Regions from separate parts of the Mus musculus genome. Here region 1 is linked to region 2. The links are chromatin loops, found by intact Hi-C in ENCODE. Cell type or tissue: left cerebral cortex. All regions are shown on one strand. Each heading gives the region's core, and the rest is flanking DNA. Links, peaks and the distances in the headings are about the cores only.

The links. Hi-C counts contacts between places; a loop is a spot of excess contacts. Peaks named below come from ENCODE experiments on the same cell type or tissue, not always from the same donor. Only the 100,000 strongest peaks of a DNase experiment are listed, where the experiment ranks them.
Region 1: it touches region 2 in a loop (6-fold over the local background); 4 of 42 quality-filtered maps call a loop at or near these places.

What each region holds. Positions count from the first base shown.
Region 1 is chr16:89,772,149-89,777,509 of GRCm38, forward strand. No RefSeq gene overlaps it. Among named protein-coding and RNA genes, the nearest start is that of Gm52239, 20 kb to the right of the region's middle. In left cerebral cortex, for the core only: CTCF peaks have their summits at 1,819 (motif pointing right) and 2,362 (motif pointing right); DNase peaks (open chromatin) are centred at 1,873 and 2,348; H3K4me3 peaks cover 724 bases; H3K27ac peaks cover 278 bases.
Region 2 is chr16:89,893,309-89,898,669 of GRCm38, forward strand. It overlaps Tiam1 (T cell lymphoma invasion and metastasis 1), which reads right to left. Exons shown (of 28, transcript NM_009384.3): 4 at 4,297-5,270. The coding sequence starts at 5,259. Among named protein-coding and RNA genes, the nearest start is that of Tiam1, 65 kb to the right of the region's middle. In left cerebral cortex, for the core only: a CTCF peak has its summit at 3,285 (motif pointing left); DNase peaks (open chromatin) are centred at 1,961, 2,265, 3,314 and 3,794; H3K4me3 peaks cover 2,215 bases; H3K27ac peaks cover 877 bases.

The DNA.
Region 1 (5,361 bases), core at 1,150-3,649, 120 kb before region 2:
AATTAGAGGCCAGGAAGCTTGGCTCAACACCCTACCTAATAAGTGATGAGAGGCAGGATGGTTTGGTGATGAGATTATTGCTGCCCTGGAAATGAAATTCTGTCCCAGGTACATACCCACTCACCTGCCATGTCTACTTCAGGGAGACGCCCCCACAGGAGCCCCAAACAGACTCCAATTCACAGACTCTTAATTTACAAAGTTCCAATATCACTTGCTGAAAGTGGTGCCTATGAAGTAATAACTTCATTGGCAAGATGTCATTTGTCAAAACTAGTAACACAAATATTGTTCCTCAAAATTGTCCCACAGCGAATGAATGACATTTCTAAAGTAGGTAACTTTACTAAAACTCCTGTATTTCCACTACTCCCAGAATAGGACACACACATATGAACTCACAACACACATGAACTCACAACATACAAATTCACAACACACACACAAATGAACTCACAACACACATATGAATTCACAACACACACACAAATGAACTCACAACACACATATGAGTTCACAACACACAACACAAATTTACAACATACATATACACACAAACTCACAATACCCACATTGTAGGAAGCCAACTCTAAGATGGCGCAGGTTTCTGGTGTGCCGTTGTCATAAACAACATCAGCGCAGGTGTAAACCAGAGATTGGCGCCAACCCCTCCCGAGCAGGTGCATGCTAATTAGGCATCGACAGACTGACCAATCCCAGGAGGACACGAAGCCTTTCCCTGTGCTGGGGTGCATATAAGCAGACCTCCCTGGGTTCCCGGGGTCCCCGTAGCAGCATCAAGGTGTTCCTGCAATAAAGGCTGTTGAGAAGAATCCGACCGTGTTGTGTCTTCCTTGCCGGCCGAGGTGGGCGCGACACCACATGAACTCACAGCACACACAGGAACTCACAACACACACTCACAAATGTATGCATCCGCTGGCTGAGCTCTCTTTCCCACACCACAGGCAGCATCTTTCACGTGAGGACGCCGATTCCCATGCCCCTCATCAGCATCTTTCATGTGAGGATGCCCGCTCCCATGCGGTCCATTAGCATCCACACCGTCCTCACCAGCTTGTCAGTTCTCTCTGGCGCTTGGTGCGGTCCATACCAGAGTCACAGCTTTTCTAAATGTGACAGCACCACGGTGAACTCTGGGTCAAAACTGGAGATGCAATTCCCCAGCGTCATCCAACCTCACCTCATGCGCCCCCTACTCCGTGCCCTTTCACCAAATCATCTTAAAGGATTCCTCTGCACACGCCAGTGGAGCCCACCCCTGACGGGCACCCAGCCCCGTCCTCAGCATCACCATCCTGTTCACTTACTTCACGGATGCAGCTAATTGCTCAATCTCGGGGCATAGGTCTACGTCTCCAATCCTTGGGGCGAGTGTTAGGACTGGAAATAGAGATGAGCAGACGCTACCCTGAGAGTTCCGTCGATGCGTGTGCTGTCAATCACCAGAGACTTGCTCCTCAATACTTATTTTATGTATATGGGTGCTTTGCCTGCAGATCTGTCTGTGCACCGTGTGCATGCTGTGCTTGAAGAACCCAGAATGTACCATCGTCCTCAGAACTGGAGTGACAGTCTATTGCCAACCACCAAGCCGGTGCTGGAAAACGAACCTGGGTCCTCTGGAAGAGCGTTGAGTGCTCCTAAACCCTGAGCCGTCTTCCCAGCACCTACCCTAAAGCTGAACCCTAGACAAGCCCAACTGCGCAGGTATGTGAGCCCAGACAGACGCTTCTTTAGAGTGAGAGGGAAAAAGGGAATTGCAGCCTGGATCCTTCCAAGTTCTAAATACGATGCGGCACTTCGTGGATCCATCACGAGGGGGCACCAGAGAGGCGTCCTCGCGCACAATTTGGAGGGACCTGCCTGAAGCCAACCGGGTTATGTTGGACCAAAGCAAAGGGGCAGGGGTGGGGAGAGGCAGAACACGATCCTCTCACTCCCTCCAAAATCAGGCAAATCCATGGTTCGTCCAGTTATAGCAGCAGCAGCCAACTCGTGAGGATCCCTAAAACTTCCTTACTGCATTAAAGCAAACACCAGTGCCGAGCACTTCGCTGCCAGGGTTTCAGTTAAACGATGGATTTTCGAGGGAAATTGAATCCAACTGGCACATTACAATCAACTGCATGCCTTTAAACACAGCGACGTTCCCATCTTAACCCAAAGCAAGAGGCTCCAGGACCACCTTGGGGGCGGGGGCAGATTCCCGCCAAAGTCTGATGCTTCTTGCTCTGTTGGCTCTCTCAGCACTGGACCCTCGCTGCCTAATTGCTAAGCTAGCTTCAGTTCTTCACCGGCAGAGAAATCTAGGACTATCCTACAGATCTCCACCAGGGGGCAGGCAGGGTTCACGTAGTTGTTTGGGAGAAAGGCTTCCCACGCAGCATGCTGTTATCCATCCTACACGGATAAACCCGTAAAAGAAACACTAACTTAGCCTTCTTAGAGACTAGAAATTCCCTTTGTTGTTTGAAAGAAGCCGGGTTCGCATATAACAGGCAGGTCCTGTTATAGCCAATGGAAGCACGTTCTGGTTTGATATGCGCATTTGCTGAGCGGTATTGTATCTCTGGGTGGTCTTCCTCCATCACTGCCGGCAAAAGCCTCCATTTCTTTGTGTGTGTGTGTTTTGGTTTGGTTTTGGTTTTTCGAAACAGGGTTTCTCTGTATAGCTCTGGCTGGCCTGGAACTCACTTTGTAGACCAGGCTGGCCTCGAACTCAGAAATCCACCTGCCTCTGCTTCCCGAGTGCTGGGATTAAAGGCGTGTGCCACCATGCCCGGCTAAGCTTCCATTTCTTACGAGCCCTTTTTCTCTCCTCTCATTTGAAGATAGGGGTATTGGGCACATGCATCGACTGGATAGTTGAAGAGAGATGAATGAAAGATGAGAACAAGGAGTTTTGAAATGCATGATATGGATGCCAGAGAGAGAGAGGGAGAGAGAGCGAGAGAGAGGAAGAGAGAGAGAGGGAGAGAGAGAGAGAGGGCTCCTTTGCGTTGTCAATATCAAAATGGTCAAATGTATTGGAACCCACTTCTTCAGCAAATGCTTAGGGACTTTATTGTGAAGAACACTCAAGAAAACTATTTATAAACACTAGGAAATATGTCTCAAGGGGATGTTTTATGGCTACAGGGTAATTTGAATCTGCTGAAGAAGGATGCCTTTTTGGGTACATTCTGAAGAATGCTAAAGAATAACTAAGCAGGGTTCCCATTGTTTTAATTATTACCAATTTTTATTTAACACAAGCAAAGAGTTATTAGTTACAAATTTAGGGAGTAAAATCAGAAAACATGGTAGATGTGGTGACTCGAACATACATAATTCTGGAAGTTGAGAAGCTGGGACAGGAGGATTGCCATGAGTTCAAGGTTAACCTGGGCTTCTACGTGAGACCTCATCCTGATAGATAGAGATAGATAGATAGATAGATAGATAGATGATAGATAGATGATAGATAGATAGATAGATAGATAGATAGATAGATAGATAGATACAGAAATACAATGTGGAATTAATCAGGGAAATAACAGAATTTCTGGGAATCTATATCCTTAAAATCCTTATTCCTCCCATCTCTTTTCTAGGCTAGAAAAGGATTTTTTTTTCTTCTAGTCCACTTTAAATTCTATGCCTGGGGCTTTTGATAAATTAAACTAACAAGACAGCTTGACAAGAGTTATATATAGACATGTGTAAGTTTTTCGTGGCAGAGGAGTGTTTGTAAGGAAACAGAGACCTCAAGAAATGGCTCAGCCTGGGTGGAGAATGGAAGCCAAGGGGAAGTGTGATGAGACAGATGGGTACGAGCTAAGGCTAGCCCCCCGAGAGCATCTTGGCGATGCCCATTTCTTCAGATTCCCCTTGGCATCCCTTCCTCTTAGGGGCCTGGCTGCTTGCCTGTCAGGTATGGTGGGCTGTGCCTATAATCACAACACTCCAGAGACTGAGGCAGGGAAAACTACCATGAGTCTGAGGCCAGTCTGGGTTACCAAGGACGAGCTTGTCTCAAAAACAAACAAACACAAACTGTTCCTCTCGCCTCTGCTCTCCATCTTCTTGTGCAGGGAGAGAGCCTTTCCTGTGAGCATCTTCCGACCTGCTTCAAAGGAAAAGGGGGGAAACAAGGAGCTTTTCCTGCACCTGTTTCCAGACCCTTCCGCTTAAGATACTCAGTGTGACAAGGCATCATATTTGGGGGTAGCATGGCCTGAAACCCACTGCCTCCTCAGGAAACACTGAGAGAAGGGGGTAGGACAGTGTGTGTGAGCAGGAGCGCCCTCTGGGGTGGGTACACAAGGGTCGTTTCATGTACTTATTTCTGCCGCCTATAGAAATCTTGACTCAGGAGCTGTGTTTATCCACAGTCACTATCTTGACTCATATTCTATAATAGATACTCAGTAAATGTTGCTAAGGTGCTAGCTTTTAAATTACTGGGGGGGGAAATACATTTCATAACCTTCAGCTCCATTCCACGGTGGGAAAGAATTGGATTTTCCATCGGTCGTTGATAGGGAACTAGTATCCACAGCTCTCCTTCCAGACTGGAATGTCCCGGAAGGTTTTAAGCACGGAGATACTCTGACAAAACATCTATACACCGTGGTTCTCCATTGTGCAGTTACCAGCAGCAGAAATGCTGAGGACATACCCACATGAAGCCGGGTATGGATGCATGCCTACAGTCCCAGCCCTTAGCAATGCAAGGGGGTGGATGCAAGTTCAAGGCCAGTCATGGGTAGAAAGACCTGACCCATCCCAAAATGCACAATGCATAAGCACACAGTCCCGTGCATGTGGTTGAGTTTCTATTAAACAATAAAACAGAATAGAAGATGATGGAATTAAAAATGATACGGTGAGATCTCAATTTTGGACACATCTATATTCTGCTTTGATACCTGCACAGATCTGGCTTGGCCTGACAAATGCCCTGTGCCTGGCACCCATGGAAAGAGCCCTGGTGTACACCTGAAAATTTCAAACTCTTCAGCTACACTAAGGGGACCCCAGATTCTTCTCTACCCCGGTTCCTAACTTTCTATCCTGGCCACAGGCAGGACCATTTCATTGAGCTCTGGAGGAAGCGCTTCCCCATGGTTTTTCTGCTTGGCCCAAGTTCACCTCTTAACCTTGCAGAGTTTCTCTGGCTCCTCTCAGACATTTCTCTGCTGACCTTGCCCAGGCTTCGGTCTCACAAGGTCCTCATTCAGTCACACACAAAGGCAAGCATTCTTAGTCATCAGCTCTGGTTTGGATGCCACCACCCCCCACCCCCACACACACCCAAAATTCATGTTGACACGTCCCCTTGCCCTCATGAATACA
Region 2 (5,361 bases), core at 1,742-4,241:
TAATCTCTTTAGGTCACCCTTTGTGGTGGTTTCAAATAAGAGTGGCTCCCAGGGCCGGTGAGATGGCTCTGTGTTTAGGAGCACTGGTCACTCTTTCAGGGGTCCTGAGTTCAATTCCCAGCAACCACATGGTGGCTCACAACCATCTACAGGGAGATCTGATGCCCTCTTCAGGCAGGCGGATATATACACAACACGGCATTCATACATTAAAAACAACAACAACAACAACACGCTCCCATAGGGTTATACATTTGAATGCTTGGTTACCAACTATCTGAAAGGAACAGGAGGCGTGGCCTTGTGGGAGAAGTGCGTCACTGGGGGGTGGGCTTTGAGGTTTCAAAAGCTCAAGCCAAGCCCAGTGTCACTCTCTCTTCCTGCTTCCTGCGGATCCAGAGGTAGAACTGTCAATTACTTCTCCAGCACTATGTCTGCCTGGTGCCACCATGCTTCCCACCACGATGGTAACAGACCTCTGAATCTGTATGTCAGCCCCAAGTAAATGTTTTCTGCTATAAGAGTTGCCTTGGCCCTGATGTCTTTTCACACCAACACAACACTAGGACAACCATTCTCCCCTGGAAAGCTACAGAGTCAGATAGAGAGGGTCTGTGAGGTTCTTCAGGAAGTTGGTATCTTGAAACTAGGCTGAAATGAATCCATAAACTCTAACAGAGCCCTCCGCCTCCCACTAGACACTGGGGTGCACAGACTTCTGGGAAATACTGACTTCTGGCCATCACCCTTCAGCCCAAGTCTCCTTGCAGCTCTCTAGATTCTGTGGCTTCTTACAACAGTAGTAGTAGAGCCAAGTCACATTCTTCCATCTCCTAGTTAGGTTCAATGAAGGTCTCCTCAAGTGTGCACAATGGCCCCCAGCCTAAGTTTCCCTCAGGCACCCCGTAGACATTCTGTGCCTGGTCACAGGGCAGATCACCAATGGCACGTCTCCCCTTTCCTACTTATCCTTTGAAAGCCCCAGAGCTGCAGAGGAGGAACTCTAGAACCTGAAGCCACGCCTTGACCTCCCTACTAAACCCACTATTCAGTGGGCATCTGTAACAACCTTCCAGAGTCAGTGATCTAAGGTTTACATTTATTTCATCCCAGAATGCTGGATCTTCCTATAAGCTTCCTTTAAAAAGAACCCAAATTCATGAGGTTAAATAACCAGGACGCAGGAGGCAAAAACTCCAAGCCCAGACTTGCTGACACCCTGGATTCTGCATGACCCCAGGCTGCCCTCTCCTCAGTCTGTTACCAAAGAAAGAATAACCAAAGGGACAAAATCCATCAAGCCATCAATTAAATCTAAGGAGCAACCTAGTGTGTATTGTGTCCTGGGTTGAAATCAGTAACTAAACCCTGCTTCAATGGTGGGAAGCTCTCAGCACAAACTACACACAACATGTGTACACATAAAAAGCACATGAATTAAATAACTGTGTGCCAGATGCCAAGGCTCGTCCAACGTGCTACTTCCAAAGTTAACATGTGAACTCCACAGCCTGCCCATTTCGGAAACAAATCCAACCACTGAACACACACAAACAGGAAAAATGGCCAAGACCTCTTTTTTGATCATTTTTGAATCAAATGAAATTGTCCGCATTAGTTTGGATCCAGCACATTTTCTCCAAGCTGAGAGGTCACGCTCTTAGCCAAATGTTTGCCAGGAGATTTTTCCGGTGGGAGTGAAGTGGCTGACGGGGCTGTTAGAGACTGGACTGCATCTCCAGGGCCGACAAGGAGGCTGAGATCTACGATTCAAGCTTGCGACAGAGGTCCCTTGGGTCAAAAACTTTGAGAAGAAAAAGAATTCTTTTCAAGGAAGCTTCCACACCCACTGTCTCTTAAAATACACTGTTTGGAACACAGTGGGCTCAAACTTAGCCTAGGAAAATGTGGGTGGATGGATAGTGTTGTGCATAATTCTGGGGTTTGTTTCAAGTCATTAAAGATCCTTACTCAACATATAATGTCAATACCAAAATAATACTTCCGTTCATTATGTTAGCTCCACAAAAGGCTTCCAAGCCCGGCATCTCTTTTGGCTCACCTCATACAGCTCTGCTGGAGGATGGTGTCACTCTCCCTGGACAGGGGAAAGAGCTACAGGAGGAAGTGACTTACCCAAGGTCACCGGGTGGGTGAGCAGACAAGCCAGCATGCTAATGGCCTCCTTAGAATTCCGTGTGTGCAGCACTCTGCATTGCATTAAGCCGTGGCTTTATGAGACACCACACTCAGATGATCTCACTTCTGTATATTAACTTGGGAAGTCGTGAGGCAAGGGATGGAGATTTCACACCACAGTCTCCCAGGGGAGGAGAGCGCTGGCTCACTCTGCCCCTCTTCCATGGGTGGTTGGTATTTAAGGGCAACAGTGTGTCCAGCTATCTCTGGAGTTAGAGACAGCGCTCTAGAACACAGCTGGGCAGCCCTTGCCAACCTTACATAGGGCACAGGCTACTCAGTCCAGGCAGAGGTGTTGCCTGCATCAACACACCCTTTGCCAAGTTCAAGGCAGGCAGAGTATCTCTCTGAACCAGGCGTCTAATGCCAGTCTGATGGCAGACAGCTTCACGGCCATGCTTCAGGGCTTTCCATGGGACCCTTTAACAGGGCACCTGTTGTGACCTGCCAAACTGACCGTTCAGTAGTGACCCTGGGTGGTTAGTTAACCTGTTAGTTCTGTCACAATCTCACTTTGGTTATAATCTCAAATCAGAGTAAAGAGAGGTTAAAGTTTACCTTCTCAGGTGATACAAGATCTGGGCACCAACATCCAATGGTCCGAGTCATCTACCCACACAGCACCACTACCAATGCGAGTGTTACGCCGGCGACCAAATTCCCGGTCCCTGGCTGCTTCCTAAGTACTAGGCTTCCGGACTCCCGGACAATTCCATTCTCTCGAATAGTCCTATTATTATCCCTACTGAGTGTGTACATCCATGATGCCAAGGATCTGACACAGAGCCCCTTGGAAGCCATTCAAGCGAGGTCCTGCCACTGAGCTAGAGTCTCCAGTCACAATACCTCCACTTAGACAGGTGAAGAAATCAAGGCTTTAAAACAACCACTAACTTGCCCAGAGTCAACCAGGTAGGAAGGGGTGAAGGGTCTAGAAGACTGGCTTTCGTGTCAGCAAAATCCATCTTCAGGGTTCTTCAGAAAGAAACCCGGTGTCACTCCAGGCCCTCCACCACCTGGCCCACCTTAAAAGTAACACTGCCACTGCCCATTGGACTCGAACTGGCCAGAGTGCAGCACTGCCCCCTACTGGGCAGGTCGGAGTGCAGCAGCCTTTGCAGGTCACCTCGATGCCCACTGTCTTTCAAAGTAAAGAAGCGCACCCACTCTTGGATCAGAAGCACAATCCACTACCGGCTTCTTAGCCTGGTCAGAATCCCCAGCTCCCCAAAACCTGCCGCAAGGAACAGCAAAGGACCAAAGCATGCAGGGCCGTCTGACATTCACTCCCGCTATTATTGCCAGACAAGCTAGTGGGCCACCCTTTCCCTGGTAAGATACTTTTCAAGTCTCCTAAAAATCTGCTCACGCCCCTTCTCTCCTGCATTAAACTGCCAAGCAAGCCGACTAAGTCTCTTCATCCCCACCTTCCAGAGGGAGCCTCTAGAAGTCAGGGTTTGCCCAAGGTCAAGCAACTTGGCTGCAAGCTAGAAACTGGGAACCCACCCATATTATTCCTTCTGCTACACCTCCCTCCAGAGACGGGGCTGGCCGCATCGTGAGGAACAGGAAATTGAAATGGCTCCTGGTAAGACGGCGAGCCTGCCAACACCAGAGAGAAGCTGACAAGTGACCGCAGACCGCCCTGATTCAAAGGATGCCTCTTCCGAGGGCCCGCCCACGGACTTCTTCCCACCTGCTGCAGTGTGGATATGAGCTCCGAGCGCCTGCAACCCACCATGCCTGCTCGTCCAGAGATGATTAGGTGACAGAGTCCCATCAGGGAGGTGTTGTGGAGGGACTGAGTTGAGAGGCAGTCTCCCAGTATGAACTTAATAGCTCTATTGCCATTCCTAGCACACCCTCCCACCCCGCTGCATACACACCCCTTAATCTCCACCCCCTACCCACAGAACTGTAAGAGGGGCGCAGCAGAAGCGATGCCAGCTGCAGCAGCTGCCAGACAAACCCGGGTACAGCCCGATTTCAAAAAAAAAAAAAAAAAAGAGAGAGAGAGAGAAACCGATAAGAGCAAAATCATGCACTTTAAGAGGCGCGCACCACTTCCAAAATACTGAAACATCTCTGAGGCTTTACCTGGGTGGTTTTTGCTCTTCTGCCTTGCATGCTCTTGCTAAGGCTAATTTGTGGGTTGGTGGCACCCTCGGAAAGACAGTGCGACTTCCTACAGGGAAGCGTGTTGTAATTACTGTACGGAGGAGTCTCTTCGGCAGCAGCCGGTGGCATCTTATGCTTTGCAAGATCGGGAATATCCGACACCAAATTCCGGCAGTAGCTTGAGAATCTGTTCCTCGGTCCTCCATTAGCCTTCACCCCAGAGTTTTTCTGAGCATACAAGTCACCCAGGGAGTTGGCTCGCTGACAGGTGCTGAGCTGCCGGGGACTCGCCTCTGTTTCCATCCCCCGAGCCTCCTCGCAATCCTTCTCTTCCGCGGAACCCAAGATTTCTTCGTTGCTTGTTAAATGTTCTTGGCTCAGATCTGAGAGTGAGAATTCCAGGCTGTCCTCCCGCCAGATGTCTGCAGATTTGGAGCGCTTCTTCTTAAAGCTCGCTGTCTCCATGAATGTGGGCCCATTGGATGTATAGGGACACTGCCTCCTGCCTCCCTCAGCCAAGTACGTAGCGTCATCCCCGTAAAGCCGGCTCTCCTCTGAGTCTGGCATGCTCTGCACAGAGGCTGCAGTGAGGACGATGCTGCCATCTACGCTGGGAGTGACGGAAGAATCGGTGTAAGATACGGGTCTCAAGCCCATATCTACTCGGTCCACCCAGATGGGGTCCCCGAAGTCGTCTAGGGCGCCTTCTTGGGAGAAGGGCTCCAGGCCATTTTCAGCCAGGGACTGGGGGATGCTGGGCGTGCTGCTGGACCGGGTGCTCACTTCAGAGTTCCTGTGGATCGCCTTCCCGGAGGAAGCATGCCGTGTCCTCCGGGTCTTGTGTGACAGCCGCAGGGAGCGTGAAGTGTGCTTCCGCCCCAGGCTGGCATGCTTTTCTCCATAAAACTCGTGGTCTACATTTTGGCTTTCTGCGTTTCCCATGGTTTTATGGTCTGTAGCAAAGGGGAAAGAAAAAGCATGAGATAATTGAGTCTGTATTAAAATGGGTATAAAAACCTTAAGAGTAAGGGCTTAGAATCAGTA